2 separate regions of the Homo sapiens genome follow, and region 1 is linked to region 2. Evidence: chromatin loops called from intact Hi-C (ENCODE). Cell type or tissue: natural killer cell. All regions are shown on one strand. Each heading gives the region's core, and the rest is flanking DNA. Links, peaks and the distances in the headings are about the cores only.

Region 1 (3,807 bases), core at 1-2,500, 280 kb before region 2:
GCCAGGGGTTGAAGGATTAGAAGGAGATAGAGGGCTTGGTGGGGAGGACACATGTAAGTGCTAGAATCAAACACTGAAGCGAAACAGGCAACTGGCACAAGCAGCAAGCTGAGGCATGGGACGGGGCAGGAAAAGGGGAGGGAGGGGCCACGCTGCCCCTCTGGGCTTGCTCAGCTAAGGCTCTGGGGTCTTGCCCTCACGCTGGCAGGGAGACAGGCCCCAGAGCCTCAGCCCCAATACCCGGGAGCTAGGGACATGGGTGGCACTGGTAAAGAAAGGATGGAAGGGGAGAAAGGAGTGAAGGCCCTAGTGCCCTGTCACCTCACAGCCCCTCTCTCTTAAACATGCAACAGGCACCCACCCATGTGGGTCCAGGTATGGGGAGCCAGAGACCTAGATCCTCTGTGGTGCCTGAGCAGGTTGGGGTGGGGAGCCAGCTCTCAAGGGAAAGATGGAGAGCCTAGAGGAGTCTTCCTGGGGCAGCAGCCAGTGAAAGGACAGAGATGACCAAAGAGAGGTCCCCTGGCCCTGCCAGGGGTATGACAGCAGCAACTGGTTCACACAACCAGGAAAGAAAACAAGAAAGAGGAATTCAAGGAGAAATACCATGGTGAGTAGGGGAGGGGGCTGTCTACTCTACCCTCTACAAAGCATCATGCCCGAATAGCAGCTGAGATAGGGTGCTCACGCCTCTCCACCCACACAGGGCCGGTGAGGGAAAGGGGGACCCAGAAGCCCACTGACCAAAGCGAGTGGGACCACCCACATACCAACACCATTCTTTGGGTCCATTCCTGTCCAACCAGGGACTCAGGCCCAGGGACTGACAACAGTGGCAGCACCAGGTCAGAAACGTGGGCACAGAGAAGCGTGACAGGGGCCTGAGCCAGTGGGGGCAGAGTGACTACACACCTCCAGGGGCCTGCTGGGTAAACGAAGCCTCTGGGAAGTCAGGAACTGGGTGCCTGGCCCAGCAGAGGGTGAGCAGGGAGAAGGAGCAGGTCTGGAGGGGAGGCCCTAGCCACTCAAGGGGTGCAGATCTACTTTGACTTTCTCCCCGCAGCTCAGCATTCCAATGGTGGGGAAGAAGCCTCCAGAAGGAACAACAGCATCCTTCTTCCCAATGATCTTGCCATTCCGAGTGAAGAAAACCTGGGGAGGAGGTGGGGAGAAGAATGGAGCAAGCAGGCTGTGGCCTCTTCCCTGAGGATGCTGGAGCTCCACAGGCCTGAACCCCAATCACCCCAGCTTCCAGCGGGGCTGGAGAGGGGCAGTTAAGGTGTTATGGGAAGTGACCACCAGAGGGCGTGCTGAGGCCGGAAAACAGCCTCCCAAGACCGTCTCCCGATCTCAGCAACCCCTGGAGCTGGGAACAGCCCTTGGGCAACGCCAGAGCTTCCCGTCTTTCCCACCCTGGTTGTGAGTTCTGTTCCCCACTAATACCCACCCTTTGCCCAGACCCAAAAACCCTGGTCCCACCTCAAACTCTCCGTACTCACCACCACCTTCCTGCCCTCATGCTCCGGCTCTATCTCTTCCCCATCCTCTTCCTCTTCCTCTTCCTCCTCTTCCTCTTCCCCTTCCTGGTGCAGGTACATGACATTCCGCACGTTCCGGACGGCCCGGGCAGTCGGAGACAGGATCACTGTGTCACAACTGTCATCACTGTCCCCTAGGAGACCAGGAAACCTGAGCTCCTGTGGTGCCTTTCCACCCTCGGCCCCAAGCAGCCTGGCTGGCCACCCCTACCCCACTCACCCTCACTGTCCAAAATGTAGTCCCGGGGGAACATGATTCCACAGCCCATGATGTCCCCTTTGTAACAGCGTGGCCCAAAGGGGTCCCCCACACCACTGCCATGGAAGATCTTCCCATCGTCTGTTGGAGGGAGGGGAAAGGACAAACACTTGAGGAAGGAGGGCTGACACCACACCCCCAGAGTGGCTCATGAAGCTGAACACTTCCCACCCCTCAGAGGAAGGGAAGGGTCAGGGCGGAAACAAAGATGGAGAGAGAGGCCGGGCGCGGTGGCTCACGCCTGGAATCCCAGGACTTTGGGAGGCCAAGGAGGGTGGATCACCTGAAGTCAGGAGTTTGAGACCAGCATGGCCAGCATGGCGAAACATCTCTACTAAAAATACAAAAATTAGCTGGGCGTGGTGGCGCCCGTCTGTAGTCCCAGCTACTCAGGAGGCTGAGGTGGGAGGATCACTTGAGCCTGGGAGGCAGAGGTTGCAGTGAGCCAAGATCATGCCACTGCACTCCAGTCTAGGTGACAGAGTGAGACTCCATCTCAAAAAAAAAAAAAAAAAAAAATTGGAGCGAGATATATGGGAAGGGGGCACCAAATAAAATAAAGAGACGTAGTATCCATCTGCTCAAGGTAAGGGTAAGGGAGAACCCTTAGGAAATGAGTCAGAGGAGGGGGCCCTAGGGAAGGAATGAACACCCAGGGAGGGCAGGCAGGGGGAGGTGGGTCGAGGAACTCTAGGCTCAGTTTTCTTCTAAAGAAAGCCAAGGAAACCAAGCAGCAAAAGAAAAAAGAAAATGAGGAAATGAGGGTCTGCAGGAAGGGCACGGGGGGACCAGCTCAGAGGCCTGGAATGTCCCATCTGGGCCCAGATCTCCCTCTCCTGTCCTGCTCCCCTGGTTTCCAGAGCTGGGAGGAAAACACAGATGAGGAGGAAGCACTAGCGATTTGGGAAGGGGAGGTCAGCCAGCAGCAGGGCAAACAGCAAGGCCATTTGTGAGGGGCCAGGAGAGGGGAAAGTGGATGTCCCTATGCCTCCACATCTCCCACCATCCCACCTTTCCCAGGCAGCCCGCTATTCACCTGCATGATAAGCCACAGACCCTCTGCTCCAGCCAGGGTGCCTGTTCTTGGGATAGTCCTGCACCAAGAAGAGAAAAGAAAATCTATGGTCCCATGCATAAACAAGACAGGAGAGAGTGGCGAGTAGCATCTGAACCTCTGGGACAGACCACAGCCCAGAGAGTGCCAACCCTGCACACTCATACCCTGCAGGCACTGGGGCTTCAGGGGAACCAGGGAGGGTGAGGAAAGTGTTAGTTAAGCTTTTAAGGCCAGAGCCATGGCATGTCCCACCCCCTCCCCCCAGGCCTTAGTGTGTGGTGCAGTCATGACCTGTCTCAGGTCCTTGGTCACATGGGGTGTGTACTCTTACACAGCAGACACATACAACTGTGTTCCATCTCAGCTTAGCACCCTCCCTCCAAAGCCTGGGCTCCCCTGGTTTCTCCTAAGAGCTTCCTGGTGCTGCCCCAACAGCCCCAGACCTGAGCAGCTCCATGAGCAAAAAAGCTCAGCCTTTGTGCCCACCTTCCGTGCCAGCCCCAGGGCGATGTAGCATTTCTCTCCAGGGTCCACGATCTCCACCTCGAAGTAGTGGCTGCGGGTGCTGAGTGGGTGCCGGGCCTGGGCCAGCCCCACATCCACGATGCTTTTGCCCTTCCCTAAGTACTCCAGCAGCTGTGGGGGAAGAGCCAGATGGGGGTCAGGGGACAGGCTGACACCCACCCTGGAAACCTGGGCCCAAGGCAGTCTGGGTCCCACTTTCCCAGGTCTGACAAAAACTCCTGGCTGAAAGGGAAAGAATCCTAGAGATACAATGTGGCCCCAAAGTTCTAGGCCAGCATGGAAGAGCAGGATGGGGTGGGAGGCAAAGGGGAGAGCACCCCTTGCTGAATGCCCACGCTGTCTTCCCCCACACACTTTCTGGGAGGCCGGGGAAAGCAGCACAGCTAGGGGAGCGGCACACCAGGGGGCTCTAGATGCATCCTCGCCCG
Region 2 (5,198 bases), core at 1,579-4,078:
ACTGGAGGGCCAGGCGTGGTGGCTCACGCCTGTAATTCCAACACTGTAGGAGGCCAAGGTGGGTAGATCATAAGGTCAGGAGTTCGAGACTAGCCTGGCCAAGATGGTGAAACCCCATCTCTACTAAAAATACAAAAAAATTAGCCAGATGTGGTGGCAGATGCCTGTAATCCCAGCTACTTGGGAGGCTGAGGCAGAGAATTGCTTGAACCTGGGAGGCGGGGGTTGCAGTGAGCCAAGATTGTGCCACTGCATCCCAGCCTAGGTGACACAGAGAGACTCCGTCTCAAAAAATAAATAAATAAATAAATAATAAATAATAAAAATAAAATAAAATAAAAAATAAGTACTGGATGTTATAGGAGACAAAAGAGTAAATCTAAGCCAGTGTTGGGGGGGAATTAAGGAAGGCTTCCTGGAAGACAGCATGACTAAGTAAAGAAACTGAAGGACAAATAAGAGTTATCAAGTAAAAAAAGGAAGAGTGGTGCCAGTGCAGTGGCTCATGCCTGTAATCCCAGCACTTTGGGAGGCTGAGGTGGGTGGATCACTTGAGTCTAGGAGTTTGAGACCAGCCTGGGCAACATGACGAAACCCCATCTCTACAAAAAATACAAAAAAAAAAAAACATAGTCTGGGTGACAGAATGAGACCTTGTCTAAAAGAAAAAAAAAAGGAAGAGTGTTGTAGGAAGGGGGAAGAGTATATGCAAAGGCTCAGAGGTATGAGGGATTAACAACTTTTGAGATGCTGAAAATTGAGTGTGAGTGCAACACAGAGTGGAGGCTGATGGAGAAGTTCTAATCAGCTATGCAAGGGGCCTAGACTTGATCCAAAGGCAATATATGAGAATACTCGTATATTAGAGAAATGACTGACTTCAGAGAGGAGAATGAAATAAGGGCTTAGAGCCAGGCGGTTCTGGGTAAATCAGGCATTTACAATGGTGCAAGCTTGGGTGAGCTATTTAACCTTTGAGGCCTAAGATTCCTCTCCTGTTGAAAGGGGCAACTTAATATGGTAACCTCCCAGGGTTGTTACAAGGATTAGCAATAAAAAGTGTTGAGTTCTTAGCACAGTGTCTGGCACTTAGTAGTTGCTCCATAAATGGTGCCTAGCAGTATTGTCACAGTTGGGAGAAGGGCAAAATCGGAGGCAAGGAAACAATCTGTTGCAGCAGTCCAAGCAAGATGTGGGAAGGTGTGGCCTGCAGTAGCAGAGAGGATGAGCAGAAGTCAGTGGAGGGGGCCAGCACGGTGGCACATACCAGCACTTTGAAAGGCCAAGGCGGGCAGATCACTTGAGCCCAGGAGTTTGAGACCAGCCTGGCCAACATGGTGAAACCCCTTCTCTACTAAAAATACAAAAATTGGCTGTGCCAATTTTTGGCACATGCCTGTAATCCCAGCTACTTGGGAGGCTGAGACATGAGAATCTCTTGAGCCTGGGAGGCGGAGGTTGCAGTGAGCTGAGATTGTGCCACTGCTCTGCAGCCTGGGCGACAGAGCCAGACTCTGTCTCAAGAAAAAAAAAAATAAAAAAATAAGTCAATGAAGGGGTGATATTGAGGATGTGAGGTGGAGAGGATTTGGTGTCCAATCAGATGTGAGGGGTGAGTAGTCACACATGACTTCCCTTGATCTGTGTGTTGATGTGTGCACTTGCACACAGGATATGCAGGCATTTTAGAGGTATCTATTCAGTTCTGAGAATGGCTCTTGACAGTTGCTGGATCCGGCCAACAGTGAAGGGCCAGGGCAGTATCTGAGGACCTGGCCCTCAGTCTCCCAGAAGAACCCCCGCCTCTGCCCTCTGCCCCAATCCCTCCTGAACTATTTCCTTTCCCCCTTTTCACCCATTTCTCCCTCTCCCCACCTTCCATCACCTCCCCTACATAGGAACCCGCTGTAAGTTATAAGCCTACCTAGGCCCACTTTCCACCGCCTCAGTTAATGAAGGTCCTTGGGACTCAGCTACCAACATTAACACCTCCTCCCCACATAGCCTCAATGGGACGCCCCCCTCTGGATTTCAAAGCGCTGTTCAATGCCCCCATCCACCCCCACCTCGCGTGGACGTGTGAGGCAAGAAGGACGGTTGAAGCTGAGGCAGGATTTGGGGGGTCTTAGCCCCCAGCCACAGCTGTGGGGGAGATAGGCACCCTCAGAAGGACAGGACAGGTCGTGAGCTCCGGGGCTGCTGGGAGGTCTCTTGCGGCCTAGGCCAGGCTCAGGGCCGCCGGGGATCTCGCCTCCATCCCGTGCCTCAGTGTCCCGGCGCGGCCGAGGGGCGGGCGGCAGGGGGCGGGGCGCGGGCGGGGCCGGCCGGGCCAGGCGCCCGGGCAGGAGGCAGCTGCATATCTGCGGTCCCGACCACAATTGCTGGGAGTCGCGTCCCGGAGACTGGCGGCGCTGACTCTGCCCGCTGCGGCCGCCGCGCCGATTAGAGCCCGAGAGGGAGCGCCAGCCCGGGGGAGGGGGCGGCGGCGGGGGAACTCCGGATGCCCCTTCGCCTCCGCCCAGCCAGCGCCCCCCGCTGCCCGGCCCAGTCCTTTCTCAGCCGCCCGAACCCAGGACCGGAGTCCTGCCTCTTCCGCCGTAGCTTTCTCGAGGCTGCATCCAAGCTTCTTCCTCCGGATCTTGCAGTGCCCGAGGTCCCGACGGTGCCAACATCCCGTTGGCCCCCAGCCTGCCAGTCTCTCATGCCCTTTCTCTTCCCCATCACCCCACACAGAGAGGAGTAGGGATCTCAGAGCTCCCCCATTCTCTTATCCTCCGCTCCCCAATGCACTCTCTAAGCAAAAGCCGTTCCAAGCGAAGAAGAGAATCAGAGACTCAGAGGACGGGCTTTCCAGGGCCGGAGCACCCCCTGCTGGCTGGCCCGAAGCCCCTCCCCCTCCCCCTCCAGCTGTGACCTCCAGCTGTGGTGGCTGGGAAGAGCTGGCCCCTTTGATCTAGGAGCGTGGCAACCCCCTCCAGGCGCCCCATTAACCTCCATTATCCCAATTAGGCAGCCCTCCCAGTCCTGGATCCAAGCTTCAAAGCCCCCTCAGTTGGGAGAAAAGGGAGCTGAATCGTATGCCCCCTACCTCCCCACCAAGCCACACCACTTTCAGACAAGACCCAGGTGCTCTGGTCTCCAGCTTGTGTACATGATAGCAGGGCCAGAAGAGGGACCCTCAGGGGCCACCCTCGTCCCAATACTGAAACTTCATTAAAAAGAGAAGCAGATAGGCAAGGGGACCCTCTTTTGCTGGCCCATTTTCCTGCATTCAGTGATTTCAGTGGCAGCATCCAGGTTCCTGGCTGACCTGAGCTTCCCATCAACTTATCCAGCTTTATCCTGTGGAAAGGGGAGCCAAGAACCAACCCACTCCTCCCTTAATCCTATCTCAACACTCCCTTCCTCCCTCCCTCCTGGAACAATTTCCGCTGGGGGAGCCAGAGCAGGGCCCAGCACAGTGGCCGCTTCCTGGAACATTTTCCTGTATCCGAAACCGCGGCTCCCTCCCTAGGGACCGGCTGATCAAGGCCAGATGGGAGAAGGGATGGGGGAGGAGGAGAGGGAGCCAGGCTCTCACCATCACCCCCTCCCAACACATAGGCACACCACAGGAGCCCCTGCCCTGACACACAGAGGCTGACACAGGCACACACCACATGTCATAGTCACACCATGGGCATTCATGGGGACACATGAACCACAGAGGCCAGGTCTTAGAAGAAGTTAACACACCCGTAGATGATCACCCTCTCTCTCTACCTGGCCCTCTAAAGGACCCTAAGGCCTTTCTTGCCAGATAAGGAGACCTTAGGAATCCAAGAACATTGGCACAGGATAGCAGAAGGACCTCAATTAACAGAGGAGACAGACAGAGACATCTAATGTGCCCTGCCAGACAACACCCACCAACCATCCCATTCCAATTCTAGATGGCACTCAGGCCTGCCTAACCCATCATCTCTCCAGGATCCTGGGAACTGGGGTAGAGGAAGGCTGTGGGAGCTTCTTCTCAAGTGCTACCTTCAGAGCACTTTCTAGTTGCTTCCAGATTCTTGGAGAAGATGCATATGATGTCTAGTGGGCTCGCTCATGGCAGCCAAGGGACAAAGAAAGGGGAAGAATGTGTGCAGCTGCAGGGAGCTCTGGGAGCCTAGAGGAGGAAGGAGAACACCAGAGTAACTCCTGGAGACAGAGAGTAACCCTGGGGATTTTGTGGCCTTACTGGTGACATACTGCCCCAGCACTGCTCCTCCTGATCTCTTCTATCTCAGTCTTGGTGATTGAGAAGAAGAGGGTAGGGATTATGCCCCCAGCTTAGCCCATTCTTCAACCATATTATCTTCTGCCCATCACATTTCCAGTACAACACCCTACTTTTTTTTTTTTTTAGACGGAGTCTTGCTCTGTCACCCAGGCTGGAGTGCAGTGGCATGATCTCAGCTCACTGCAACCTCTGCCTCCTGGGTTCAAGCGATCCTCCTACCTCAGCCTCCCGAGTAGGTGGGACTACAGGCGTGCGCCACCACTCCTGGCTAATTTTTGTATTTTTAGTAGAGATGGGGTTTCACTATGTTGGCCAGGCTGGTGTCGAACTCCTGACCTCAGGTTATCCACCCACCTTGGCCTCCCAAAGTGCTGGGATTACAGGTGTGAGCCACCACGCCTGGCCCTGAAGACCCTAATTTTTTTTTTTTTTAGACGGAGTCTCGCTCTGTCGCCCAGGCTGGAGTGCAGTGGCACGATCTTGGCTCACTGCAAGATCCGCCTCCCGGGTTCACACCATTCTCCTGCCTCAGCCTCCCGAGTAGCTGGGACTACAGGCGCCCGCCAGCAGGCCCGGCTAATTTTTTGTATTTGTATTATTATTTTTATTATTTATTTATTTTTTGAGACGGAGTCTCGCTCTGTCACCCAGGCTGGAGTGCAGTGGCACGATCTCGGCTCACTGCAAGCTCCACCTCCCAGGTTCATGCCATTCTCCTGCCTCAGCCTCCCGAGTAGCTGGGACTACAGGCGCCCACCACCACTCCTGGCTAATTTTTTTTTTTGTATTTTTACCAGAGACGGGGTTTCACCATGTTAACCAGGATGGTCTCCATCTCCTGACCTTGTGATCTGCCCGCCTGGGCCTCCCAAGTGCTGGGATTACAGGTCTGAGCCACCACGACCGGCCTGAAGACCCTAATTTTTACATC

The links. A loop is a pair of places that touch in the nucleus more often than their neighbours do. Peaks named below come from ENCODE experiments on the same cell type or tissue, not always from the same donor. Only the 100,000 strongest peaks of a DNase experiment are listed, where the experiment ranks them.
Region 1: a loop joins it to region 2, with 3 times the contacts of the local background. A loop is called at or near these places in 3 of 110 quality-filtered maps.

What each region holds. Positions count from the first base shown.
Region 1 is chr12:53,064,815-53,068,621 of GRCh38, forward strand. SPRYD3 (SPRY domain containing 3) reads right to left here. Exons shown (of 11, transcript NM_032840.3): 7 at 3,341-3,490; 8 at 2,834-2,891; 9 at 1,759-1,878; 10 at 1,500-1,672; 11 at 1-1,152. The coding sequence ends at 1,018. Among named protein-coding and RNA genes, the nearest start is that of MIR6757, 9.8 kb to the left of the region's middle. RefSeq lists an enhancer at 1,125-1,626. In natural killer cell, for the core only: a CTCF peak has its summit at 1,300 (motif pointing right); a DNase peak (open chromatin) is centred at 1,317.
Region 2 is chr12:53,342,527-53,347,724 of GRCh38, forward strand. It overlaps a transcript of SP7 not described here. Among named protein-coding and RNA genes, the nearest start is that of SP7, 8.8 kb to the left of the region's middle. RefSeq lists silencers at 2,336-2,505, 2,896-2,955. In natural killer cell, for the core only: a CTCF peak has its summit at 2,858 (motif pointing left); DNase peaks (open chromatin) are centred at 1,695, 1,995, 2,385 and 2,865; H3K4me3 peaks cover 1,015 bases; H3K27ac peaks cover 424 bases.